Linked DNA regions of Mus musculus: region 2 is linked to region 1. A link is a loop called in an ENCODE intact Hi-C map of the cell type or tissue named here. Cell type or tissue: left cerebral cortex. All regions are shown on one strand. Links, peaks and the distances in the headings refer to the core of each region. The heading gives the core; the rest is flanking DNA. Region 1 holds the start of Tmem242 (transmembrane protein 242). Region 2 holds the start of Zdhhc14 (zinc finger, DHHC domain containing 14).

Region 1 (15,123 bases), core at 5,636-8,135:
TAAGGCTTTCCACACTGCAAAGCTGATCACACCAACTCCACACCAGGCATAAAGAGAACCCCAGCCCAGGGCTCGCAGGGCAAGGGAAGACCCACTCTCTGGTAAGGCAGCCGTGGCCATAGTGCCCTGGAATGAACACAGAAAGCTTGGGTAAAATACTCAGTGAATGTTCTAGAAGTGTTAGGAGACGATTACAGTACTCCCAGGTAAGCAACGCGGCCCTGGGAGCCAGCTCAGCCCAAGGCTGAGTAGCACCTTCACAACTTATGTAAGACATGAGTTCTCTGACTACAGACATTTGGATGTGGGCACACTGTGGCCACTTATCCTTCCAGAAAAACCTAGAACACTGCATCAAGATCCATTGGCATTTTCATTAAAACAGCATTTGAGGATTCAGCTAATCTGATAAGGGATGACGGGTTTATAACACTCTGTCTTCCACCTGAAAAATTCATCTCAGTTCACTAAAGTTCTTCTCTTTGTTAGAGTAATTTTCTGTACACTGCTTAACATACTTCTTAGTACAGGCCTTTCCTATGCACATGTGTAGTGTGACGGTAGGCGCTGTTCCTGAAATGAAGAAAACCTGTCTGCTAACCTGCATCACACAGATCATTAAGGACAGACGGCGAATGCTCAATGTTAGCTGACCAACACTTTTGGTAGATATTTTAGACCTCAACAAATTGCTGAAATCTTTCTTTAGCCATTTCCTATTATAAACACATACACTCTACAATCTTATTCTTTTCCCACATTGTGACAGTTTCTGCTGGTTCCACCAGCACCCTGCCTTTTAACTGGGCCTCGATCTCTACTGAGAAGCGAGACCATCAACCAATATCATTTTGTCGGGACCAGTTAATAGGCCTTGCATCAATTTTATTTTAGAAACAAATGAAGTAGCCATTTGGCCCCTGGTAAAAACAGAAATTTTAGATACACACACATACACACCAACACAAATCCATATTTGTTTTACCAGATCAAATAAAAAAGATAGTCATATGAAAGTAACTCGAGAGATTTGCAACAGAATCTCAGTTTGCCTCAGGTCTTTAGGAACAGGTACAGTAATAGTTGCATATCAGCCACTTAACGTGAGGTGAAAGCATTAGTTATTGTCTCCATACTTCCAACACGAATGTTAGCAGAATCTTGATACTGATGATTGATCTCTAAGTTAAAAAAAAAATCTAGACACGTTTTTTTTCTATCAAATGATACTCATACCCTCTGTTCAAAATTATGTGGGCTGACATTTTGCACAAAAGATTTAACTTGCCAAAAACTAATCTTGTTTTATAAGACATTAGATATAGTCATACATACAAGTTGTGTGTATATGTGCACATATATGTGTGTGCCTCGTGTGTATTGTGTGGCGATTGAGTGTCTGTGTATACATACATGTTTTAAAAGCTACATTTCCCTCCATTGCCCTTCCCACCCCACCTGCTCTTAAAATAAAAATTAAGGCTTCCATATTTGGAAGTTGAATAGAACAATTTATAATGTAGTTATTGTACTCAATATTCTTAAAATCAACAGACAGCTTATTTTCTATTCTGTGTTTGTAATTCTTGAGACCATGGATATTTCTCCTGGTATGCATCAGAAGCCCGAGAAAGTGGGTAACAAGAATTGACCCATCAATCACATTTGTGGGAAGCATCAATAGCAAACTGTCATGGCAACCGTTTAAGCTTCACATCTTAGCCCTTTTCAGTATAATCCTGGGGTTTGTTTTATGTAAACACCAAATGGGTTCTTAAGGAATACTCAGTCTGGGGTGGAGAGACAGCCTCATGCATGAAGTGCTGCAGCACAGCCACGAGGCTCTGAGCTTGGGCCTCCAGGCTCACAGACAGCCAGGCACAGCAATGCTGGCCTGAGAGAATGACAGCACTGGGAGGATGGAGACAGAACGATCCCTGGGCCTGCTGGCTTCCAGTCTCTCCAAATCTGTGAGCTGCAGGATCAGAGAAAGACCATGCACCCGAAAATAACATAGAGATTGAGCCCCGCCCCCAATAGTCAATCTAGTTATTTTCCCTACATACAAATCTGACCAATATATTGATATAGTTATATCACTAAGGTAGCTCTTATAACCTGTAATTTTAAACTTTTATTTACTTATTAGAATTTAAAGCTGTATCAAAAGGATGTCTGGTAACCTGCCCATTTTGTTCCACTCACAAAAGAGTTTTGGAATAACTCAGGTATGTGATGAAGTTCTGCCAGGGCACAGCAGTAAGACAAGCAGAGCCCTGAATTACTTTGGGGAAACTGCATGTGTACATGCACACCAATTCTGTATTTTCAATGTTCCAACCAAATGGGCACACACTGCGCACATACTTTTCACACATGGTACGTCATTTAGTCTCACAGCAATTTTAAAACTGTGTGTAAAAAAGTACTGGTTTAAAAAATAATCTTGGAGGGATGGAGCTATAGTTTAGTGGTAGAACGGCTGTCTAGAGTGTCAGCCCTAGGCCCTCATCCTAGCTCTTAGGCACTCACAGACCCACCTGTGTCTGTATGTTCCCACCCCTTCTCCGTATCTCTCTGCAGTGTGTGTGTACGGATCAAAGAAACTTGAGGGAATAATTTTTTTACTTCAGTTTGCACTTTCCCCTTTCTCTTTATTCAAGGAATTACAAAGAAAAATATACGTTCACTCCCTCAACACTGTTCTTTTTCAGTGTTCGGCTTCCTAGCAAAAGACTCAGCAGTTAGAAAATAATGGACTGATTATCCCATGAAATAGAAGAAGCACAGGGAGGCCCCAGATGAAAGGACGGTCATTTCAAAGTCCTTTTGGGTTGTAATTTGAATTTGTTCCCAGGCTAAAGCACAGTTTATTAAATAAAAGTATTGCTAATAGCAGTAAAAAATGCATTCCTTGGGCAGGGGAGTGGCATGTTGGACAGACTGCTAAATCCATGCATGCTTGTGTCCTGTTGTTTGTGGGAACAGCACACAGTGGCTCAGTGGGCTGTGTGTGTCACATGTGCGAGGCCTTAAGAAGAGTGGGTGACAACAGTAATCGTCAGCTGTCAGGATTGTGAGAGACGTTCAACAGTCTTCAGTGGTCTGAAGCTGGCTCCCCACATGACATGGGTGACATCTGCTAAGTGGAGAGGTGCTAACTTCAACATTTCCCACGTGGGGCAAACTGACACAACATTTCTGCCACCTGTGCAGTGTTTCTCAGTTCCTTTACACACAGGCTGCAGAGATGTTTTACTATGTGGGGCTTATCAATATCTAATGTACTAGAAATTAAAACTGAGAAATATACACTTTAGTCATTTAAAAGTACCAAATTGGGCTGGTGAGATGGCTCAGCAGGTAAGAGCACCCGACTGCTCTTCCGAAGGTCATCCTGAGTTCAAATCCCAGCAACCACATGATGGCTCACAACCATCCGTAACGAGATCTGACTCCCTCTTCTGGAGTGTCTGAAGACAGCTACAGTGTACTTACATATAATCAATAAATAAATAAATCTTAAAAAAGAAAAGAAAAGGATCTCTGTGAGTTCGAGGCCAGCCTGGTACGCAAATCCGAGTTCCAGCACAACCAAGGCCACACAGAAAAACCCCGTCTCTCAAAAAACCAAAAATCGAACGACAACAACAAAAAGCCAAAACAAACAAACAAACAAAAAAACTAAACCAAAAGTCTAGACAAGTACCATAAAGTTTGGCCACAAAGAGAACTTAAACAATTTAATTTAAAGGATTTTTTAAAAAAGTACCAAATCCATTAATATAAAAATAAAAGCTCATTTTTATATTAAGATAACTATCTTTCCAAACAAAACAGCTACAGAGGACCGATGTTTTACACTTTTGTTAACCTCTTAAATTTCTAGCTGAAAGCTGGCTTTTCATATCTGTAGTGAATCTGCTGTAAATGCTTTCTTATATTTTTCACTGATAGCTGCGGTGCATGAATAAAACTCGGCCTCACACTGACATGGTTAGAACAAGAAGTATTTTATTAGCTTATCTTCTTTGTAATATACCAGTACTAACAAAAATGTCTTCTGAAGGTTGGTTGCCATATGGAGTCCTATTAATAAAAATTTCTGCCATTTGTAACATTCAAATCCACCAGTCAGCTTTGCACTTTGCTGGACACTACCCCATGCGAACTGACTACAGAAGGTATCGGTATCTGCATTATACAGATCTTTCAACTGTTGATCCCATGTGTTAAACAGTTTTTTAAAATCATCAAATCATGACATCTCACCAGCAAAGCTGTTAAGTATGGAGAAGCTGTCAAGTGGACGCTGGTAGTTACGAGTGAGTCTAAGTGTTCTCAATTGAAAGCTTATTAACACTGTCAACAAAGACTGACAACCGCTTTCCTCAAGAGCCAGGCCTACTTTGTGTTTTTAAGAAAATGCCTGCCCCAAACACGCCATTTCTGAGTGACTGGCAGTCTGTGGGGGATACCCTGATTCAGCTGGTAAGGCATCTGTGGCTTCTTGAGCAGAAGTGCTTTGTGCACACTCCCACCTCCCATGACTTTACAAGTCAGGTGTTGCCAGGTGTCATTATTGAATAGTTCATAATTTTACCGCTTCAACAATGACACTTGCCTAATGCTGGTTCCTTTTAATTATTTTAAAAACTACTGCTGCGTCCCACAACACAGTACACAGAGACTGCAAGGACTGTTTATGTGACCACCACCATGAGTATGCCACTGCTCTATGCCATCAGTGTGCATCTCTAAACATGAACAGGGAATGAGTTGTCTCAAGGACCATCAGGAGTTTTTGGACCACAGTGTACAAGTGTGTTAGAGCACAAGTGGCATGTCTTATGATCCAGCCCCAGAACAAAACAAAGAACCAAGCTGTTAGTATGTGGAAACAAGACAATCCCTGGGTTTTTCTCATTATCAGATTCTTAAACAGATTAAACCTGTGGTTTCGAAACCAAACACAGCTTGGCTGTAAAGCACCAACACTGGTTAGGTCTTAACGACATCTGCCACAAAGTAATTTCTTCTCTAAAAGTATTACATGGTAGAGGGAGAAAATGGCCCATCAGAGGAGCCACAGAAGTGATCTTAGTAGCTCCATAACCCTTTAGAGTATTGAGAGGGAATTGGAAAGCATTTTAGATACATTTTAGTCTCCTGTCATTATAGTATTCAAAGCTTAAGTATGACTATTACAGATAAGTGGAAGGGAATTCAATTGGTTTATGGTTTTTCACATAACATTTGTCTGTAGCACACATCAAGCTAATTGCATAGTTATTGGTGTGAATATCTAATTGTGTCTCTCACAGCAGACATTTAAATTCCCGAGGGAAAGACATGTTTATTTTTGTACCCTATCCACCTTAATCATAGAGTGCCTGAAACATAAAGGATCCCAAGTAAACACTTACTGAGGCGAACAGTAAGTCAGCAATATGGGTGGGAGGGGAAAAGACAAGACATTATAAGCAACTACAATACACATCAAGAAATTCCCCACCAACCAGGGAAAGCAGGCACACGACAAACAGCAAATGTACAATCCTGCTAACAGAATAATGATCTTCTGTCTCTAGTGGATATAGTTAGTCACCCAACACTTTATGAGCACCTACTGTGTGCCAGGCACTTTATAGCGACTGCGGCCCTTGCATTAAAACACAAAAACAAAGTTTTCACTCATTCTAAAAAAATGTTAAAATTTTAACATCTATGAAATAAATATACTTCTTGCAACCAGCACCAATAGTTTAAGTGATATTGCTTTTCTTTCAAAGCAAGGTCTCTTATTATCAATACTAAATTACTTATTCATGCTGTAGGGAAAACAATGTTTCCAAAGTTTTGCTCAGTTATTCTTCAAAGCCTCATTCTGTTAATTTTTAAGGAAGCACACGGAAAAAAAAATCAAGACTGACAACTAGTATACTTCTTAAACCCATGAGGGTTTGTGGGTGTATTTTCAAAACCATGTGAATGAAGGTCACTATTTTTTCCTATGCAAAAAGCTGTCCTTTGTTAAAAACAATAGCAATGCTATGAATGGATTTCAGAGTCACAAACCTTATTGAACCACTCAGGGCTTTTCTTTTTAGCTAATGATAATGTTGTAACAAATCCAGCTAGCATTCCCGCTGCGGCTGCAGAACCAAGGAAAATTCCACCTGCCAAGAATTGAGAGAAGGGATTAAAAATAAAACTTAAATTAAAGAGAATTGCACAACGAAGTATCAGAAACTTTCAGGATTACATTCAAAACTCGAAACATCATGGCTAGGCGGCTCTTGTGAAGTGGGTCTGAGAAACCTGCGTGATCTCACGACCTCGGGTTTCTGGTTCAAGGGTACGCTCTGAAGCTCAGTTCTTCAGGGCTGAGAATGGGTTTTTTTCCCTTCTCTCTGTCCTCAAGGACAGCAGCGCGAAGTTTTTCCACGGGAAGAAGAGATCGTGGCAATCAGAAAAGGGCAGGGCACAAGAAAAACTATAGATAAGGATGGGTAAATACAGTATGGACTGGAGAGTAGATGGCAGGATTTACCCGCCCCTGCCCAAGGAGACTTCACCTGGTGAGTGACATATGGGCCCCACTGGCTGAGTTCAGAATAAGGGCTCTCAGAAAAGAATGTGTTCCGGAACATCACATCCCAGCTCAGAGCAAGCATACCTTTAACCAGAAACAACCGATCGTCCGGAGACCCTGGAGCTTCTAATTCAGAGGACTCCCCGGGCCCAGGACCCGAGGTCTCCATTTTAAAGTCTCCTACTCTACTGTTTCCGTTACCAAAGAGGCCCGAGTGGAAGCTCAAGGGAGAGAGAAGAAAGGTTCCGCGGCTGCCTTCCCTGTGCAACCTGAAGAAAGGTCCGGGTTTCCCACTTTCCCCGCTTAACACTCTTGCAGTGAGAGAAGACAGAAAGGCTGCTCTCTGTCCCAGCCCAGAGCCGAGGGCGGCGCCCCACAAGACGGCCCTCCTGGGAGGATCACTCGCCTTCTTGCAAGGTGATGATCTGTTGGACTTTAGTAAGGTTTTGGGTTTTTTTTTTTTTGGTTTTGTTTTGTTTTCCCTACTTGGAAGAATACTCAGTTCCGACTCTAGGAGGCAGTGAGAGGTCGCAAATGGAGCCGGGAGCCCATCTGCCTGGCTTGGATCCTGGAGCTGTTTACCACTCCAGATACACTTGCACTGCTTCTAAGGATTTGGTCCGCACTAACAGACCACGATTCTAAAAAGCAAGCCTCAATATTTTCCCCGCTTCTTTCTGAGAAATTTCGAAATAGTTATTTCAGGGTTAAGTGACATGCCCAATTCTGGAAGAGAAACATCTCACCAGCTTCGAAGCACACGCCCTTCCCAAGATCTGATTTGCCCGCCCCCAGTGGACGCGCTGGGCTGGCTAAATGATTGAATGAACTGAGCCAATCTAGAGAGCAGAGTACAGAGGCCCTCTCTCAAAGCTTATTAACACGGGCTCCAAGGCTGCCCCGGACTTGCTGGGATCCTTAGCAGCCTGCAAGCAGGCCTGGGAGGACGATGTGCCAGGGTCTACGGACAGAGTAAATGGCTATTGAGGGAAGAGTAGTGGGAAGTAGCCAACGTTTTCAGCCTCTCAAAGGGAGACCTAAGACATATGGCATCATCTTTTAAAATGAAGCCAGTTCTTTAGCCTCTAGCCTTTTTCTGAGCACTTTAAGGGCATGGGCATCTTGAGGGTGGAGATTGTTATCTATACTCATTTGATATTCCCCAGCTCTCAGTGTATTACCTGGTCATGTATAATAAATGCCTGTCCGAGGGACGGGTAAATGAAAGCATTAGTTTTTGCAGCAGTTAAATGCATTTATTAGCTCAGACCTGCGTTCAGGTCGTAAAGCACTTCTTATTTGTGTGAACTTGGTGTTTGCCATATAGCCTCTCGTTACCTCGTTCCCCTCAATTATTAACTATGGAAACAGTACCTCACAGGATTTTTGAATGAAGAGGTGCGTGTGTGTGTGTGTGTGTGTGTGTGTGTGTGTGTGTGTTGTACATCCCTCTTGACCACTTGAAAAGCTGATACAAGAGGATAAATTCAAATCTAACCTAGGTAACAAGACCCAGTTTCAATCTTTTAAAAGTTATGAGTGTGATGGAGTTAGCATAGTGTCTGGCACACATAATATGCGTTTTAATTGCTGTTATCATTGATTCTAGTAGTTTTTAAAGCATTACATACGAACGGTTAAAGCTGCCCAGTCTCTCCCATTAGAGACTTTATCTCTGAAAGTCTGGGGCAGCATGAGATCTGATGCTAGGCTTGGTTGAGGACAACTGCTCTGTTTCTGTCCAGTTCCTTAGAAGCCTAGTTTCAGAGTCTGGGAAGGCCCCTTACAAGTGGGCAAATACTGTGCCCACTTGTAGGCACTTACAAGAAGGACTTATACTTCTCCTTTCCTGTCACATATAATAATAGTGACTATAGCTGCTAACATATTGGATGCTTCCTATATGCCCTTGCTATATCTTTTTGGGTCACTGAGAGCCCATCAGGTGATACTGTTCAGAGCTGGCAGAATTTTTGAACCATGAGGCCTAGTGGTTCAAAGTCACTGAGAGGTGTGGCCTATAAATCCAGCTTTGGCTAATTCAAGAGGGACTGTGAGACCACAGCCTCTTCCTCTTCCTGTCCTTGCTCTGTTCAAGGCCAGAATGGATGCCAGGTGTGGTGGTGCATGTGGGTGTGTTGCAGAGCAGCCTTGTGTACATAAGAAGTTCCAGACCAGCCAGGGATACATAGAAAGACCCTATTAAAAGAAAAGGACGACTTTGCTCTGCTGCTGAAAGACCCACAACGTGAGGACTCCCCCACGTTCTAACTCAGGATAGGCCACACCCCAAATCACTCACGAGAAACAGTCTTGATGCAAACTGCAAGAGGTTTATTTGGGAAAGACCAGTGCACTGGGGACGACTTGTATCCCATGCAGGGGTAGAGGAGTTGACCACGAGCTCAAGGGGTCAGGAAAACAAAAGAGGAAACACAGACAAACAAGATCAGTGCACTGGGGACAACTGGTATCCCTCCCAGGGATAGAAGAGTTGACAATGAGCTCAAGGGGTAAGGGGTTTATAAAGACACAAAAACCACAAACACCTGGCATTGGTCTATAGAAAGGCAAAAACCACAAACACCTGGCATTGGGCTATAGAAAGGCAAAAACTGCAAACACCTGGCATCCTGGAACAATGGGGCTATTTTGGACACAGATCTAGGGGCTTAAATAATTTTTTACTCTCTGTCAGGATCTTTTACTGCCTCTTCTCATCGTGATGGCGATGCGAAAGGACCCTTGCCTACAACTTTCTTGTTTGTTCATTTGCATGGATGGGACAGAATCTACCTAATCTGGACCAACACATTGTGACTGGAGTCTCCAAATCTGTGAGCAAAGATAGACTCCTTTCCTTTATATGTTAATTATCTCCAGTGCTTTGTCACAGTGATTGATGGGAAGCTGTCAAAGTACAGCACCACACTTAATGTTTCAAATGTTTTATTTCATTTAATCCTCTCTATAAACCCAGAAAGAATAACACATTCAAGTGCACACAGCTGTTGAGGGGCAGTCCTGGCTTTTCAAAGCAGGTTCTTCCTTAATTGATGGGCAGGTACTCTTCATCTGAGCTTAATTTCTGGTGTTACCTAGAAGGGCTTGGTGGTCACAGACTGCTGGCCCCGTGCCAGAGCTTCTGAGCCAAGAAAGGTCTAAGAACTTTCGTGTCTGCAAATGGAGAGCTTTTTATGATCTCTTTCTTTGCTGCATCCCACCAAAAGCACAGACACATTTTATTTCAAGGATTATGTTATTGTTTACCCTAAGGGCTTGAACGGAGACTATGTTTAAATCTAGGGAACTTGCAGAGTCCCGTGCCCCAAGGCCTGTCTCATTGTCTGAGTGCCTCCAACCTGTGTGAGCCCTGTCTGGTTTTATAAAGGTGCTGGCACTTTGGCTGGCTCTTTGGTTGTTTTCCAGAGCCTCAGAAGTCCTTAAAGATCAAGGACGGGAATTCCTGGCTCTGTAACTGGGACCACATTCCAAGTATCCCAGAGAGAACACCAAAAGGAAACATTTCTTAGAGATAGTGTTGTACAAGGTCTTCTGTGTCTACAGTGCTCAAAATCAGGAACTTCATGTTCAAGTTATTGGGGGGGGGGCTGTTTTATGAATCTTTGAAATTATTTTTCTTCTCATTTCATGTGCCTGTGTGAATATATGTTCTCTTTCCTCTCTCTCTCTCTTCTCTTCTCTTTCTCTCTCCTTTCTCTCTTCTCTCTCTCTCTCTCTCTCTCTCTCTCTCTCCCTCTCCCTCTCTCTCTCTCTCTCTCTCTCTCACACACACACATAGGTATCCAAGGAGGGTGTGGGATCCTTTGCAGCTGGAGTTACAAGTGGTTGTGAGGCACCTTTCACAAGTGCTAGAACCAAACATGTCGTCTGGAAAAACAGTGAGTGCTCTCAACCCTTGGCACCACTCCAGCTCTAGGACTTTCAACCTTCGGCTTCAGCTTGTCTCTGTGGGAAAAAAGAGGCTAGCTTCAGATAGGTGATTCGCAAGCTGCAGAGCAGTCTCCTGCCAGACAGCAGGCTTTTCCTTTACATAGCCAGACAGCGATTCCTCGAGGGGGATGCAGGGATGAGAGCATGGAAGGGTTTGGTGCTACTGCAAAGCTAGCACAAGTGTCATCTCAACCATGCACGATTTCCTTTTAGAGAAATGTAACGAGATGTTCTGTGTGTGTGTGTGTGTGTGTGTGTGTGTGTGTGTGTGTGTGTGTGAATGTAACGAGATGTCCTCTGTGTGTGTGTGTGGGGGGGATGTTACGAGATGTCCTGTGTGTGTGTGTGTGTATGTGAATGTAACGAGATGTCCTGTGTGTGTGTGAATGTAACGAGATGTCCTGTGTGTGAGTGTGTATGTGTGTGTGAATGTAACGAGATGTCCTGTGTGCATGTGAATGTAACGAGATGTCCTGTGTGTGTGTGTGTAAATGTAACGAGATGTCCTGTGTGTGTGTGTGTGGGGGGGTGTTACGAGATGTCCTGTGTGTGTGGGGGATGTTACAAGATGTCCTGTGTGTGAGTGTGTATGTGTGTGTGAATGTAATGAGATGTCCTGTGTGCGTGTGAATGTAACAAGATGTCCTGTGTGTGTGTGTGTGTGTGTAAATGTAACGAGATGTCCTGTGTGTGTGTGTGGGGGGGTGTTACGAGATGTCCTGTGTGTGGGGGGGATGTTACAAGATGTCCTGTGTGTGTGTGTGTGTGTATGTGAATGTAACGAGATGTCCTGTGTGTGTGTGAATGTAACGAGATGTCCTGTGTGTGAGTGTGTATGTGTGTGTGAATGTAACGAGATGTCCTGTGTGCGTGTGAATGTAACGAGATGTCCTGTGTGTGTGTGTGTGTAAATGTAACGAGATGTCCTGTGTGTGTGTGTGGGGGGGGGGTGTTACGAGATGTCCTGTGTGTGTGGGGGATGTTACAAGATGTCCTGTGTGTGTGTGGGGGGATGTAACGAGATGTCCTGTGTGTGTGTGTGTGTGTGATGTTACAAGATGTCCTGTGTGTGTGTGTGGGGGGGTATGTAACAAGATGTCCTGTGTGTGTGTGTGGGGGGGGATGTAACAAGATGTCCTGTGTGTGTGTGGGGGGGTGGGGAATGTAACGAGATGTCCTGTGTGTGTGTGGGAGGGGGGAGTGCTGGGAAAGGGAGTTTGTCCAACACAGACATTGTTGCTATTTTGGTGTTTGATTGAGTCAGCTAAAAGTCTACACTAGCAATGAATCTGACCACATTTTTATTTCAAACTCTTTGGCCCCTGTATATTCTGTTTCAAATTTAGACAGCTAGAAGCCTACTTAGCCCTAGCTAGTTTCAACAATTTTTCAGATATTTATTTGGTGTTTCAGTTATTGTGTGTTTAAAATCTGAGGTGAAATCATTTTTAAAATCCAGTAAGGGTCATGTATTGGCCATGTCGGTCTTACTGCCACTTGATGTGGAATAGTTGTCCCAACTCTAGGGCATAGGTCTCTAAGTTATTGTCTAATGAAGGTCACACACAGAGAAAGACCTGCTGGATCTGAGTCACAACGCTTCCTGTAAGGGAAAGGGGAAATAAGTTTTCTGTCTGCCGTCCTCTGCTCTCTACCATAATAAGCAAAACACTGAACAATGTTCATATATTTATATAACATTGGAAAATATTATACAAGGGACCAAGCACTAATTTAGAGATGAGGGAGAGTAAAGGAGTTGTGTACTTTAGAAACATTCTACCTTATTTAAAAGACATTGTTTCTCCAGTTTAGATAGGAATGTTCTACAGGCTTTCAGGATCACTCATCCATCTGGACCCTGGTGACAACGTTCTTGGAAAACAAAGAGCGGGAAGCATTATGTCATGTGGAGAAAGCCTGGGATGACTGATGAGCCCATGTGGTGCTGGCCTTCACCCATTCAGGTCTCTTGGATTCTTCCCAGCATCTGCACCAGCTCCCCAGGGCTGTATCTACCTTGTAGAGTACTACAACAATCAACACAGGCAAGGTCAAGCATAAGTACAGCTGTAACTCCCCTGAAGCGAGCCCAAGCTGGGGGCTCAGCATTCACATCCAGGATTCTGTTACTCTGTCTTTCAGAACCCCATCCTGTAACTGTCCCAGGCTGACGAATGTGTCTTTCTTGAGCACGGTGAAGTTGCGATTTCAGAGTCTTCCTTTCCATTTTTCTTTACTGCAGAGTGTTTTCTTTTTTCCTGGCTCTTTCTATGAGATCAGTTGGATTGTTACTCTTAATGACCATCCAGGAATCCCCTTGACAACTGTCACATTTCATAATTTACTAGATATTTTTCTACAAGAGAGTGATACATATCGTTTCCTTCAGCTGCCTTCTTTTCTCTTTTCTTCTTTTCTATTGTACAGGACTACCGTCCAAGCTAAATTGCTACCATCTTTAGGAATTCTACTGAACCCCCTCCCAACAGATCATCAAAGCTGGGCCTGTGGGCTATTTTCATTCCCCATAGGAGGAGTCATAAGATCCTTACCTGAGTGTCCAGGTGCCCCTTCCCAACCAGTTGTAAGCTATTTTGCCCTAATTGCATGTGGTCTTGGGGGAAGGGGTAGAGGATATGGATGGGGAAGGGTTGGGGAGGGGCTTCCATCTATGCAGTCCTATGGAAGCTGTCATCCTTGCTGGGTGCAGACTCCAGTGTGGCTATTTTAAGATCCTCTATGCTCCTGCTATAACACTTACCCTAAGCTCTGTGACAAGCTCATTGGTCCCCAGAGTGAACTCTGGAGTGGTCAGACATATTTACTGTAAAAAATATTGCCAGACTTTCTTGGACTTGCCAGTGAATGAATAATGACACAGGGACTTATTAATTTTATTATAGCTTAGGCCTAGCCTAGTCAACTCCCAGCTAGCTCATCTAACTTAATTATTTCTACTAAGCCTAGTCCACATCCTGCCACGTGGTCTGTTACCTCTGTGTCTCTTCCTCTGCCTTTCCTGATATGTCCAAATGACAACCTCAACCACTGCTACTCTTCTCCCAGCAACCTTCTCTCACACTGGAAGCCCCCCCTTCCCTTTCTTGCCCAGCTAAGTCTGATGAAAACCTCAATCACCATTACTACCACTACCATCTCCTCCTCTACTACCATCTCCTCCTCTACTACCTTCTCCTCCTCTACTACCTTCGCCTCCTCTACTACCTTCTCCTCCTCTACTACCTTCTCCTCTTCTACTACCATCTCCTCCTCTACTACCATCTCCTCCTCTACTACCATCTCCTCCTCTACTACCTTCTTCTCCTCTACTACCATCTCCTCCTCTACTACCTTCTCCTCCTCTACTACCTTCTCCTCCTCTACTACCATCTCCTCCTCTACTACCTTCTCCTCCTCTACTACCATCTCCTCCTCTACTACCTTCTTCTCCTCTACTACCATCTCCTCCTCTACTACCTTCTCCTCCTCTACTACCATCTCCTCCTCTACTACCATCTCCTCCTCTACTACCATCTCCTCCTCTACTACCTTCTCCTCCTCTACTACCTTCTCCTCATCTACTACCTTCTCCTCCTCTACTACCATCTCCTCCTCTACTACCTTCTCCTCCTCTACTACCTTCTCCTCCTCTACTACCTTCTCCTCCTCTACTACCTTCTCCTCCTCTACTACCTTCTCCTCCTCTACTACCTTCTCCTCCTCTACTACCTTCTCCTCCTCTACTACCTTCTCCGACTCTTTCCCTCCCTCCTCCTCTTCTCCTCTTCCTCCTTTTCTTCTTCTTCTTCTTCTTCTTCTTCTTCTTCTTCTTCTTCTTCTTCTTCTTCTTCCTCTTCCTCTTCCTCTTCCTCTTCCTCTTCCCCTTCCTCCTCCTCTGCTACAGAATTAACAATTGAACAATACAAGAAGAACCTTCACGTAGTCCACCCCAACAACAACAAAAATCCAGGATATCAACCACTTACGTCACTAAGTGGTTGTTATATATACTTTATTTATATTAATGACCATATTCTAATACGATGTAATAAAGATTATAATCTACAGAAGATACCTGTAATTCAAAGCACTTGGGAGATGGGGGCAGAAGGATCAAGAGCCCAAGGTCATCTTTGACTGCTTAGTGAGTTCAAGGCTAGCTTTTAAGACCTTGTGTCAAAACAAAGAAAAGCAAGCTTCAGTCTTACGTGTGACAAATAACTACACACACCAGTAAAATCTTAGCAAAACACTAATGTTAACATTGATGTCACTTTTCCTACCCACAACGCATCTTTCATGGTCCTGGTTCTGGGTTTACGCTGGGGAAGCGTGAAAACACAGTGCTTTGCTTATCGGGCCTCACAGAGCCAGGCTTTACTGTTCTAGGCAGCAGAGCTTCCTCAGAATGTCACTGCCATTGTGGAGAAGAGGCTGGTTGCAGAAGTCGGTGTGGCAACCGGGACCTGGGTCAAACACCTCGAAGCAAGTAGTCGTTCCCTGAGGGATATAAGCTTATGTTAGGGGCATGGCAACAGAGGCTGCCAGCCAAAAGTGCTCCTGTAAGATGC
Region 2 (13,837 bases), core at 11,338-13,837, 51 kb after region 1:
TACAACAGCATTCCCTAGCTTGGATGGTATAAGAGTAAAGACATCTAGAAGCAAGCACGGAAGGATCCAAGTGTTATTCTGTGTTCCTGACTAGATGTGGTACTTTAAGTTCCCCTTTGAAGTAGTTCCTCACAATAGTGGTTTGGAACTGGAAGACAAGCAAGCACTTCCCTTCCCGATAATTATTGTTTGTTTGTTTGTTTGCTTTTTGTCACACTAACAGAAATGAAGCTACAACAGGTAAAACAGACTTCAAGACAGGGATGCAAACAAGTTTCAATTTGTTCAAAAGGACTGAAAGCTCACACATTCCTTGACTACAAATGGTTAACTCAGAAATGCAGAGCTGGGGCCATAGCTTAGAACGAGCCTAGCATACACAAGGCCCTGTGTTTGATGCTCAGCAAACACACACACACACACACACACACACACACCACTTAAAATGGATGAGAGAGATCACAAAAAAAAATTAGGAAATACTTTGGAGTCTGTAATTGATACACAATCCAAAATGTGCGAGATGCATATGAGCTGATGTTAGAGGGAAATCTATTTTAATTAGATTTAATTAGAGGGGAGTATTTTTAATATTTCAAACAAAATAAATGAAATCCATAGAAAGAGGTACAAAGAAGTCTATTCCACTTCCCCTCTTCTCTCATTGGAATTTGAAAGAAAGACACCTGGCAGGGCAGCCGCAAGTCTCAGCACTTGCTCAGTGCAGGGAGACGGAGAACAGAAGAGACAAGGCAGCCATGCAGTTGTGAGTCAGGGTCCAGCATGTTCAGCAATGGAGGTGGGCAGAGATGCTGGCAACACTGTGGTACATCAGAAGGCAGGGGTGTGAGGAGCCTCAGAGAACACAGAGAAAGCATGTGTTTGCTTTGGCCAGAATCTAAAAGGGAAGAGTTAGAGACAAGGAAAGGGAAAAGTCCTACTTTCCTGAGGACTCAGGGCAGGCTCTGTCGTGCCACGTGCCATGGCCCCACAACAAGCCCTGTCTTAAAAGTTAGGCTTCTAAAGAAACATCAATACAGTTGCCAAACTCTAGTACAACAGCGTGAAACTGCCAACATTTATAGGCAACGATCTTACAGATAGCAAACGGAGAGTAGCACAATATTTTGGACAACTGTGTAGACATATCGAACAACTTAAACCGAAAAAAAAAAAAAGGTGAAAAGCATAATTTACCAAAAGAGACAGAGGAAAAAAAGAGAATAGCAGAAGAGTTTGCTTTTTTTTTTGTTTTTTGTTTTTTATACTTTTTATTAGGTATTTTCCTCATTTACATTTCCAATGCTATCCCAAAAGTCCCCCATACCCTCCCCCCCACTTCCCTACCCACTCATTCCCATTTTTTTTGGCCCTGGCGTTCCCCTGTACTGGGGCATATAAAGTTTGCGTGTCCAATGGGCCTCTCTTTCCAGTGATGGCCGACTAGGCCATCTTTTGATACATATGCAGCTAGAGTCAAGAGCTCCGGGGTACTGGTTAGTTCATAATGTTGTTCCACCTATAGGGTTGCAGATCCCTTTAGCTCCTTGGGTACTTTCTCTAGCTCCTCCATTGGGTGCCCTGTGATCCATCCATTAGCTGACTGTGAGCATCCACTTACGTGTTTGCTAGGCCCCGGCCTAGTCTCACAAGAGACAGCTATATTTGGGTCCTTTCAGCAAAATCTTGCTAGTATATGCAATGGTGTCAGCGTTTGGAAGCTGATTATGGGATGGAACCCTGGATATGGCAATCACTAGATGGTCCATCCTTCTGACACAGCTCCAAACTTTGTCCAAGAGTTTGCTTTTTAATTGAATTAAACCTTAACTTGAAATAGAATGTTAGGATCGAATGAATCAATTGAGAATTCTGTCAAATAATTAAAAAAGAGGAAGAAATAACAATCTTACCATAGGTTTTTCAGTAAATAGATGAAGGATTATTCTTTTGGGGGTGGGGTGGGGAGGTAGCAACACTTTATTAAGCTAGGCCAGCCAGGAGGCAGCACTGGAGTGAATAGCCCCATAGGGGCAAAAACTTACAGATATATACTACCTTCCACCCCTGCCTCGCTGCTCTCCACTCAAGGCTGGGCTGGGCCATGGAAGGGGCTGTATAGGTCTGGAAGCAGGTATGGGCTTGCTGGTGTGTGAGCACTCTCAGAGACATTGTGTCCACTGCTGCCCCCAGTCCTGGCTGCTGAGTGATCTGTATAGTCATTAGTCTGTGGAAACAAGGCGTCAGCAGAGTCCAGCCATTGCCCTATCCCTTGTATGCCAGGCCACTTATCAGTTGCAAGGTGGCCAGCATGGAGCGGCACACCTCAAAAGCAGGCTGCCCAGCTAAAAGCTCTGAAAAGGGACACCATTCATTGAGCTGGGGGAACCGTGAAGCCAACTGGTTCCCATAGGTATGGATATCAAATGGCACATGCTGCTCCTGCAGAGGGAAAGGACATGTTAGCTTCAAGTGGAGAGACAGGTCTAGACGAAGCCCAGGCTCTAGTTCCCAAGTAGCATGCCTCATGGAGCAGTGGCTGAATCTTATCTTCCCAATCCCTGATGCGTTGGCTCAGCTCTGTCTCCTGGATTAACTTCCGGGAGCTTGCAATGAAGAGTTCCACATTTCTTTTGACCAGCTCCTTGTATCTCAGGGGCGCTGGCATGGTCAGCAGTTTCCCCAGGTATCTCCCCTTCAGGTTCCTCTGCATATTCTTTGGGCTCTAGAAAGTCATCTGCCACCCCTGGGTCTTCTAGGGACTCTTCCAAGCGATCCTCATCTGTAAGCCACAGATCCTTCCATCTCTCCATTATCTTACATCTCCGCAGCTTCTGAAGGGTCTCCAGCCATTCTTTTTCATGTTCCCAGTACAGAATATCCATGTCTGCAAAGGTGGGGCCCTTCTGCCAAGCCCTCCTGCCATCAGTGTGTTTAACATAGACATTCAGGTACCACTGATGGAAGTCCTGCAACTCGGTGGCATCCTTCCTCTTGCACTTCTGTCCTGGAGCCTCCTCCACACCAGGTGGCACAGAATAGGGTTTACCTTTCTTGAAGGGCTTAGAGTCCAAGGAGTCAAAATGGTCCAGGCTCTGCCAGGGGTCTGGGGTCTCGTGGAGCCGGGAAGCAGGTTCCAGTGCCCCTTGTCATTCCCATAGCATGTATCTCCTTGGCAAGATGGCACTCTGCTGTGAGGTCCCAGGCTCTGCAGGCTCTAGAGCAACCTCCAGGAGCTCTGCTTCATCCTCTGCATCCTCATCTCCACCGCTGAGCGCAGGACCATCTGGCTCTTGGGAGACGCTGAGTACAGGAGCAGGACTCCCATTCCTAGACACTTCTATTGGCTGCTCCTCAGTGTCCTCAGGATCTTTCTGGCTCCTTGACATGGGTATGGCCCCACAGGCCCCACAGGATCTAACACAGAGGAGCCTCTGGAGTTGACGGTACATGTGTTCATCCTGAAATCCTTCCGGCTGGCCAAACCCTCACCCTGACAGCTATACAAGGGGCACATGTTCTTTCCCACTTCATCAGGGGCCACCAGGGCCATGAGCTCACTGGATGCCTGGTCATTTTTTGGATCCACATTAGCCCAGCAGTCAGAGATGTGGTCCAGTGGCAGGAACTCACCCTATGTCCCACAGGGAGTCCCTGAGTTGACAGTCCTGTTGCTCCCAATTTCCTGCATTGAATAGAGTTGCTTGGGTTGCCTCTTGCCAGAAATAAAATCTAGAGCCTGGTAGACCAGCGAGGTACTCCACCTTTTAACTATAGACATAGACTGAGCCCTGGATCAATAGTGCTGCCTCAGTGAAGTTCACTGTGGTTTTGCCTTCATCAAAAGAAATGCAGATCTGGTCCACCTCCTCCAGATACTCGCCCAGCTGTGCCACCATGTCCACCTCCCAGTTCTTAGTGAGATACCGGATGGGCTGCGCAGAGCACACCGCCACATCCATCATGTCAGAATGGGACTAGAGGCCGGGACAATGGTTCAACCCGCCCCTGGTTCTGAGGGATTCCTCCTCCCCTTCCCCCCTCCCCTCCTCCTCCTCCTTCTTTTCCTCTTTTTAAAAAAATATTATTTAATTATTATTACTTAGATGAGTAAACCGTAGCCGTCTTCAGACACACACCAGAAGAGGGCATCAGATCCCATGACAGATGGTTGTGAGTCGCGATGTGGTTGCTGGGAATTGAACTCAGGACCTCTCTGAAAGAGCAGTCGTTGCTCTTAACCGCTGAGCCATCGCTCCAGCCCTGAGGTATAATTCTTATACTGATTAATGAGATCAATTTCCTGCATTGAAAGTGCAGGAAATCCTGAAACAAGCATTTTATGAGAGACAGCACTTGAGCTTGCATTATATAATTATCTCTCTTCACTAACACAAACCCCAACAGCTTCGGGCTGAGCTACAGTTGTAACCATGTAAACAGTTTCCCCTCTGCAGGTGTTTTCTGTAAACAAACCTGTCCTTAACCCTGCAGAATCCTCAAAGGATAAACAGGAATAATGATGCAGTCTCTCTGGTTTCTCCCTCCCTCCCTCTCCAGCTGTGTAAACTCCCCGTCTCCCCCAGACTCCTGAGGGACCTTTGGTCTCTCTGGGACCTTTAAAGAATTGGTGATTTCTGTTTCATGAATTTCGGTTTCATTTCCTTGTTGGAACTCACTTGCTTGATGCCCTCGGTTAGACTGTTCTTGATGGTGGCCACCTTGCCAGATGGTCACCGTCAAAAGGTGGAGACTGCAAGTCCTAATTAGAAAGAAGTGGGAGAGGAAGAGGCAGGCAGATTTCTGAGTTTGAGGCCAGCCTGGTCTACAGAGTGAGTTCCAGGACAGCCAGGGCTACACAGAGAAACCCTGTCTCAAAAAAAAAAAAAAAAAAAAAAAAAAAACAAAAGAAAGAAAGAAAAGAAGCAGGGACAGAAGCTGTTGAGGTTCAGGCCAGTGAGAGGCCACCTCAGAAAGGTGGGTGGTGCCTAAGGAGCAACACTTAAGGGTGTTTGCTCTGAACGTAAGTGCTCACCTGTGCATTACCACTGAAAACATCTGAGCAACACACACACACACACACACACACACACACACACACACACACACACACAGAGAAATTAGGAGACCAGAAACCACAACAGCTGTCTACTATTTTTTATTTTTAGTTGTCTGAATGAGAAAGAATTCTAAATATTTTCTTTTCTGGTTTGTTTATCGTGGTGCTGTGGGTTAGCAAGTCTGAAACCCTTAAAATATTTTTTATTAATCAATTTTTAAAAACAATTTCCTGCATGTATAAAAATGCATTTTGGTGACTCTGTCTCCCTTCTGTTCTTAGGTCCCTCATCCCTGCCAACCTCTCCTCCTTACAAATCTCTTTCCTGTATTCATTACTTTTGTGTGTATAGCCCACAGAGTTCAACCATCTGAATAACTTTGGGTTTGGAACTATCCTTTAAAATATGATGAGCTTACCAGTGGGTACACAACTGGGTACTAGAACTTTAATTTTTTTCAAATCCTATTTTTAATGATGGTTCTTAAATGCTTTAACCTCCCTTCTAGATCACCACCCACAAGGGATAGGGGAAAAGAAAGGATACAGGTAATGGGGAGTAGACATGTTTAGAAAGGTTCTTTGGAGCAACTCCCATCTGTGTTGTCAGGCAATCAGTAGGGTTAGTTTGTATGTCAGCAGCGACAGCTTGATCCAGTTGCAAACACTTCACAGATACACCAGCCATCCAGTGCCATAATGTTGGGATAGCAAAAACCAATCAGCAGTAGTGGCATGACCTAGCAGAGATATCCAGGCCTCAGCCAAATCAGCACCAGTCAGCAGGAGGGATTCAGACCAATGAGACACCAGGAGTTCTTGGGTGTGTCTCTTTCAGTGGAGTGAAGATAGGGAAGACATGAGACCAGTAAGTGTTTCACAACTAGCTCTAAAAGCAAGCCCTTCTCAGTCAATTGAGACTTATTTACACTCCTTCCAAACATCACATGTGGGTCTGCCTTGCCATGTGTCTTGTCCCAGTTGCACGTGAGTCTGTCCCAGTTGACATTACTCTGCCAATTGGCCTGAGTCTTTGGAAGCAGCAAGAAGCTGCAGAACACCACCAGAAGTTCTCTGGTGCATTTCTCTCTATGGAGTCCCGACAAATGGAGCTCAACTATGCAATGTAAGGCAGACCAATACATGTGCATCATCACGTGTCCTTTCACATACTTGCTTTAGCCAGTCTTTCACCTGTGTCTGCTTCAGTGAAATGTTCCTTCACTTGTCTGCTTTAGCAAAACATCCTTTCACTTGTGTCCAATTCAGGAAATCACCCCTTCACCTGTTTGCCCCAGCAAAACACCATCTGACACTACTTTCTCAAAGAACTCTTAAGTTTTCGCTTCTAGGGACTGTGTGTTATTCTTTCCCTGAATCTGCTAGACACAGATGAGTGGTGGGGTTTTGTGAACTCCTCCCCATCCATGTGTTCCTGTTAGGCAGGCCTCACTTGTATGAGCTTAGCTGTCAGTTCATGACTACCATGGCTTTCGTGTGCTTAGAGCATGGCACTTTGCTCTCCTCTCTATATTCCACAGCATTCCCTGAGCCTTAAGGGAGTGGTATGAATGTCTTGTTTAGGGCTTTCAACCATCTACAGTCTCAGTATCCCGCACAGCCATGGATCCCAGCCTTCACCTCCATTAACTGCAAAGAGAGGTTTCTCTAATTTAGGCTGAGAGTAGGCTTTGTCTGTGAGTATTAACAGAAAGATTTAAAAGGTAGCCAAGTAGCAGTAGTAGGTCCCCTACCCTGGGCCTCAAGGTTTTCCTAGTCACAAGCTTTGAGTGGTTTACAGTACTAAACACGTGTTATCCCTTGGGTATCAGGTCTCATATTCAAGCATGGAATGGGTTGGCTATTCCTGCTGCAGCTGTGGTACCATTTCACCAATGGGCACATCTTGCCTGGCATATTGGTATTGTAGTTCATAGAATTCATTTTGCATTCTAGGCTTAAGGACATTTATTGAGAATTATGAGGGGAGAAAGCTACAAACGTAAAAAGAAAAAAAAAGCAAAGACTATAGATTGCACTTTGGGATTGGAATTGCACGTGTAAGTTTGAGTAAATTGCTTTTAATATTGAAGAAAATAGATGTGTACATATATGTGTGTATGTACTAATCTTTTTTTTAGAAAAATAGAAACAGAAAAAACATACATGCAGTTCCTACTAAAAGATACTAAGACCTGTCTGAGAAACATCATACTGCAGCATGAAGACAGGGAATGTCTGATATTGAACCTGGAAAATTGGATTGAATCAGCAGGGAAGCAAGTGTTTAAGGAATACCAAATGACAGGGGATACAGGGGAGATAGTTGGGGAGCTACTGCTAGTCAGATCTGGAGTAATTCAAATATCAAAATAACTATTCATGGAATGACTTATAACCCATTATATAAAATAAGTATCCCGGGCCATGCTTATACAAAACAGAGTAGAAAGTATGGAATGTTGCTAATGAAATGGACACAATGTTTTGTTGTGGCAGAATGCCAAGAAAGAGGAAGTAAGAAAGCCGAGAGGGTGAAAGAAGGCAAGGATGGGGGAAGGGAAGGGAGAGAGGAAGAGAGCAGGTAACAGGAAGGAAGCAGACAGGAAAGGAAAGAAGCAGGCTAGGAAATCACCAGTGGGCACCAAAATCAGTTACAGTCTTCATTGTTGTAGCCGATAATATCAAAGAGAACTAGCAATTTCAAATTGGAGAAACCTACTTACCCCAGTGCTCAAAATGAGTATCACCTAACCTTATCACAGGATAAGCCAGAAATCTTTTTGGCACAATACTGAGAAAGATACACTGTCTCTATCAGAATTCCACCTGACCCTGGCCCTGCCAAGGGAATGGAAATGAATTAAACAGGAAGGCAGGAAGTGACCTGGCTCATTCAGAAAACTTGTCAGATCTCTGAAGAGTAAGTTACTATGTTACATTCATAAACAAACCGAGAAATTAGTCTATATTAGAACAGATTAAAATGTATTCTTGGGCTGGAGATGGCTCAGGGTTTGAGCACTGACTGCTCTTCCAGAGGTCCTGAGGTCAATTCCCAGCAACCACATGGTGGCTCACAACTGTCTATAACTGTAGTTCCAAGGGATCCTATACCCTTCCCTGGTGTGCAAATGTACATGCAGACAGCCCAGCCATGTACATAAATACATCTTTAAAAAGCATTCTTATTAAGGGGAAACATTATATGAACAACAGAAAGCTACAAAAATGAAAAACTTTAAAAGATATCATTTCTTTTTCTTACTGAATCATCCATAATTATAAAAAAATCATCATTTTTTCATACCCCAATTAGGAATGATCATCAATCAGATTTCACTTTCATGCAGTTATCAGACATTTGCAGGGAACAAACGGGTATGGTTTCCCCTTCTGGATTTTAGTGATTGGCTACTGCTAAGAACCCCACATGAATAAGCAGACATCCTTACAAATGCCTTGTTTTTCTCTTTTTATAATATACATAATAATGTACATAAAACTAGCAAATTGAAAATGACACAACCACAATTCTCTCGCCTCTTCCTTCCATACACTGAGATTCCACCATGACCAGATCCATTCCTTAAAGATGAGAGTGGAAACTTCTGAAATCCACTTTGGGTTCTTCAGGGATTCTCTTTGACTGGGGGGGCGGGGGCTGTTTCTAGAAGGGGGAAGTGTTTCTTTGTTTTTCTTCAGCTCTTAGGTTAGCAAGTGGGTGTGCATTGCACAGAGCAGGGTATGAGGGGCTCCGGCATGGAGCTCCAGTTGGAACCCCAGAGCCTTCCTGTGTGCACGTGTGCATCTGCTGTCTCCCCCTGGCTTGATCTCAGGAAGAGAAGATTCCTTCCTTTACACAGGGCACAAGCAGCTGTTACACACACACACACACACACACACACACACACACACACACACACACAGAGAGAGAGAGAGAGAGAGAGAGAGAGAGAGAGAGAGAGAGAACGAACACATGCTGCTGTTGCACACTTTACAATTCAGTAGCAACACCTGGGGCCTTTGCATCTCTGAAATGCCACAAAACCAGAGTTTGTCCTTTTGATTTCTTGGGATCTGCATTTAGGGTCCCAAACTTAGATGTGCTTGTTCAACACCTGAAATTTACCCAGCTCGGGTAGACAGAGTACACATGGACGTATTCTGCGACCTGGAGGCCGGGAAGCAGCTGGCCAACTGTGACAGAGCCATGCAGTTTTGGCTGCAGCAGCCAAACGATGCCTGCTGTCTGCCACCATTTCCTGTGTAACACAGCTGGGACCTTGCAAGAGCCTGCTCCCGAATGTGACTGTGAAGAAACCATAGGCAAACCCAAATGGATAGCTTACAAAATGCATGGCCTGTATTCTTCCGTGACTCTGAGATGAAGGAACTCAAAGAAAGTGGATGGGTTTGTGTCGAAGGGGACCGAGTCTGAAGACAGTGCAGTGCATGGCTCTGGGTTGGTCTTGAGCTGGCAAAGTGAACACGGGAGGGTTTGATCCAGGCAGCAAGTGAAAGTATAATACAAACTCTCCTCTCCCTCCCCTCTTCCTTTCCCTCGCTTGCTCTCTGGCTTCCCTGTATATGTAACACACACAAACACACAGCAAAAGAGAGCATACAAGATAAAAAACAGCAGGCAGGCAATGATTCTTGTTAAATAGCCAATGTATAAACAGTATATGGAGCGATCACGATTCTGTGTGGTGATGGGATTTTGAGTAATCTACCTTCTTTATACAGTCACGGGTGGTACCAGTTTTCAGTACGTGCTATTTTATAAACATGGAAGCAATATTTTTGTGTGAAAGGACAAAAAATTGCTTGAAAAAAATCATAAGAGATTTTCACATTAAACCCCCCTGCTTTACTTCATTTTTGGTTTGTGGCACGCTGCGTGCGTTACTTTAAACATTTTGCATTTTGAGGCTAAAATGTTTCCAGGCGCGCTGAGCAGCCACAGGAACATGAGCAGAGTCTCTGGGTTGGGAAGGATGACGGCGTCTGATTTTCTGCAGTATTTCTACTTGGAATGAAGTGTCTTGAGGTCATTCCAAAGTTCTCTAGTTCTCTAGAGTTCTCTTAAGACTCTGCTCCTTTGATCTTATGCACCTGACCACCCTAAGGGCATACCATGCTGGCCCTGAGAGGTGCACCCAGGAACTCACAAAGCATCCGGGAACTTGAATGTGTTGCCTTGCACAGTGGTTAGGCTCACCCTCCATGCCAGCTGCCTTAAGGTGTTCTCCGAACTAACAAGGAGGCTTCTAGAATGGTTTGAGCTGCTCAGATGAAAGAAACAAACCTCCAGTTTTATTTATAAAGCAACCCCCTTTGCCAGTGGGTCCACCAAGTCAGCCACGATCTGAGAAAGACCACTGGCATCAAAGATAGCACTAACAATGCAAGAAAGGTAGATGTTGGTGTGAAGTGCCACAGATGGTAACAGCTTGGTGGATTTACTTGAGGTGGATGATAAAACTCTTCAGTTAACAGAAGAGCAGAACCGGCTCTTACCTGCTGAGGCATCTCTCCACCCCACCCCACTAGATACAGTTTTACAACAAATGCTTTGTTTCTTTTTGTATGGGGTTGTCAAATATAAAGATAAGCACACATGATGGTTAAGAGATGACCCCTGGGTTGGTGAGATGGCTCAGCGGGTAAGAGAACTGACTGCTCTTCCAAAGGTCCTGAGTTCAAATCCCAGCAACTACATGGTGGCTCACAACCATCCGCAATGAGATCTGATGCCCTCTTCTGGTGTGTTCCAAGACAGCTACAGTGTACTTACGTATAACAATAAATAAATCTTAATAAAAAAAAAAGAGATGACCCCTTACATACTTTGGTGGATAGACTAATCCTAACATCCACACCCACAAATGGTCCCTTCACCTTGCAGCGTATGATTTGCTTTCTGGCTAAATAGAACATGTACATTTTTGACTCTAATGTATAGAGCCTGCTTGCTGGAAGGCTTTTCTTGTTGGCTTAATGAATTCTGGGAAATGCCAAGGTGCTAATGAACTACTGGTGACCTCTAGGAGCTGCAGAGAGTTTCCAGTGGCCAACTGACAAGAAGCTGGATGCTGTCTTACAAATGCATTAAAATGAATTCACTAGTGACCCGGATGAGTGTGGAAATGAATTCTTCTGCAGGTCATGAGAACACAGCCTAGCCTACACCTTGATGGTATGGGCAAAGGTCTCAAAAGACTTGGATACCTGAACCACAAAGGCTGTGAGGTACACCTGTTGTGTTTAAACCCTCCGGTTTGTGATAATCTGCAACAGTGGATAATTAAACACAATTACATCACATAATGGTAACACTTTCCAAGAGTTCCCAGAGTTGTTCCTTCTGTCTCCTTGTGTGTGGGAGGAGGATGGGCTGGAGAGTGGAAAAGCACAATCTAGAAGTTCTATCATTTCACTTGCAAATGCTTTTAGTACACATTTCTAGAGGATAAGGACTTTTCAATTGTGCCAGATGCCAGAAAAATCCAGTTTAGTTGAGAATAAGAATGGGCAAGTACTTTACCACGGAGCTGCACTCCCAATGCCAAGAGAGGGTGCTTTCTAAAGCCACCTAGACAATAGAGTTAACATGTGCTTTTGACAAAATAAAGTCTTGATCGTGTCAGCTAAAGGGTGGAAAAGCATAAAAGCTTTTACTTCAAATGCTAGAGCTGGTTGTGGTTGTTGTTGTTGTTTTTTTTTTAGAGCACACTTACCAAGCACTTAGTTGTCTCTGTAATGCGCTTGTCTGTCATGCAGTATCTCAAGTAATTCAAGATCAATTTCAATTGTCCACTTAAGACCCTTAGCTGGACTTGGTGGAACATATCTGAAATCCCAGCAGGCAAAAGGCAGAGAATCAGGAACTGGACACTACTACAGTAGCCTCAGCTACAGTAGTGTGAACTTATTTTTAAAAATGCACCCATCCACTTAGCAAACAAAGAAAAAGCCCCATCCAGCCCCTAAGAATCACACTTGCTTTTAACTTCTTGTAATTCCCTGTCCCATCTAATTACCATTTCTATCGCCCCCATTTCCTAGCTGGTTACATCCTTTTTCTCTTTTGGCTAGCCAAGCTTATCTATCTTTGACACTGAGCACTGAGGCGTGCTCTGTAAGGGAAAGACAGAGCTCTGGGTTCAGTGCCATTTCTATCACTGGGCAGCTCTGTAGTGTTGGGCAAGCAGTTCTTTGAGCTTGGTACAATAGTGCATCGCAGGGTTGTGGTGAGGATTACACAGAACGCAGGCAGTGTGCAAATATCCACCCGGCACAGAGAAAGCATCTTTTCCAAAGCTGTCTTTGTGGCTCTCCAAACGCTGAGTACTACAAAGCCCAGTACCTTGCTTCCCCGCCTTCGTCGCAGGGGTTGCAGGGACTTGTAGTTTTAGATCCTCAAGTCACGTTTCCTCCCTGAGTTGGACAGCGAGAGAAGGAACTACACATCCCAGCGGGCTCTGAAAAGAAAGTAGGGCTCAGAAAACCGAGCGCCCGTGCCGGGTGTCCTTTTGCGCTGGGTTACCCTAGTGCAAACGCCAGTTAGCGCTTCTACCGGGCCCCGAAGCCCAGGGGCGCAGCAGCGCTTAGGCTGCTGGGGCTCTCTGGCGCCGGCCTTGCGCCCGTTTGTATACCCAACTGTCAAACTGGGATGTAAAGAAAGGCGCACTCCAAGCATTCGCTAGATGTGCGGTCCCTTTATTGTGCGTGGGCTCCACAGAGGCAAGTAGACAGAAGTAAAATGAGCGAATTGTGAGCACCAGGGGGAAAAAGTAGAGAATGAAAGATGGGGAAGACAGCGACCTTTGCAAACAAAGCCTGCCACTGGGGGTTTTTAATCCAAAAGAGGGGGCAGATCGGTCGCTGCTGGAGCTGACACAGACCGCTCTGCTGTCCCCTGCCCTTCGAGGTCCCGAAGTCTGGCCTGTTTCAGGGGGCTGCTCATCACCCTGTCATCAAGGCACTCCACCCCCATCCTCTCGGCATCGGTAGAGTTTCCCTGGCGTCTCAGCCACGCGTGGCGCTGGGGAGGAAGAGGATGAGCCGAGGGCAGGCCAGGAAAGGTCACTTCTTTGCGTGGCGGGTACTCAGGTCCCCCGTAGTAGCAAGAACGGTTTTTCGACTGGTCATGAGAATGCGAGTGTCCAGAGGTGGCAGCTGAGACCGGGAATAATCCGGTGGAGAACCCCGTAGAGGAACTAAGTCCGCGGGGAGCGCATGGCGCCTCAGCACCGAGGGCAACGACCTGATTTCTCCTAGGGTGAAGGATGTCACCCGGGAGCCAGGAGCCTTCCTCCGGGCGCGCCAGGCCCGCACAGTCCCCGAGCCTTGCGCTCTGGCCCGGGGATACTGGGGCAGGGACCCAAGGGAGCGGGTGCCCAGGCTTCACTGGCAAGGAGGAGGAGCAGGAGGAGGAGCCCGGCTGTGAGGCGCGGGCGTCACCGCCCACCCGGCGGCGAGGAGGCGGACCTGCTCGGAGCGCCGCGCGCGCCGGGGCTGAGCCTTGCAAACAAGTGTCTCTGGCAGTGTCCCCGCGGCCCTCCGGCGGCCCTCGTCGCGCTAGGGTTGTCTTCTCCGGACAGAAGGAACCGAGGAAGCCCCGGGAGCCGCCACCGCTACCGCCGCCACCACCCTCGGCCTTAGCCCCGCGTTAGGGGCCGCGGACTCAGCTCGGCTGCTCGGCTCGTGGATGCGGGGTCGCAGCGCGGGCAGCGCCCCGGCTCCTACAGAGCAGCTCCTGACAGAAGAACG

Evidence for each region. Peaks named below come from ENCODE experiments on the same cell type or tissue, not always from the same donor. Only the 100,000 strongest peaks of a DNase experiment are listed, where the experiment ranks them.
Region 2: it touches region 1 in a loop (6-fold over the local background); 18 of 42 quality-filtered maps call a loop at or near these places.

The regions. Positions count from the first base shown.
Region 1 is chr17:5,433,454-5,448,576 of GRCm38, forward strand. Tmem242 (transmembrane protein 242) reads right to left here and starts at 6,807. Exons shown (of 4, transcript NM_027457.4): 1 at 6,680-6,807; 2 at 6,079-6,179; 3 at 1-126. The coding sequence starts at 6,764. In left cerebral cortex, for the core only: CTCF peaks have their summits at 7,111 and 7,351; DNase peaks (open chromatin) are centred at 6,870 and 7,119; H3K4me3 peaks cover 2,027 bases; H3K27ac peaks cover 1,531 bases.
Region 2 is chr17:5,479,029-5,492,865 of GRCm38, forward strand. Gm52310 reads right to left here. Exons shown (of 2, transcript XM_030250193.1): 2 at 8,518-13,724. The coding sequence ends at 12,921. Zdhhc14 (zinc finger, DHHC domain containing 14) reads left to right here and starts at 13,572. Exons shown (of 9, transcript NM_146073.3): 1 at 13,572-13,837. It also overlaps the pseudogene Gm8363. In left cerebral cortex, for the core only: CTCF peaks have their summits at 12,627 and 12,826 (motif pointing right); DNase peaks (open chromatin) are centred at 11,492, 12,518, 13,125, 13,264 and 2 more places; H3K4me3 peaks cover 1,827 bases; H3K27ac peaks cover 1,667 bases.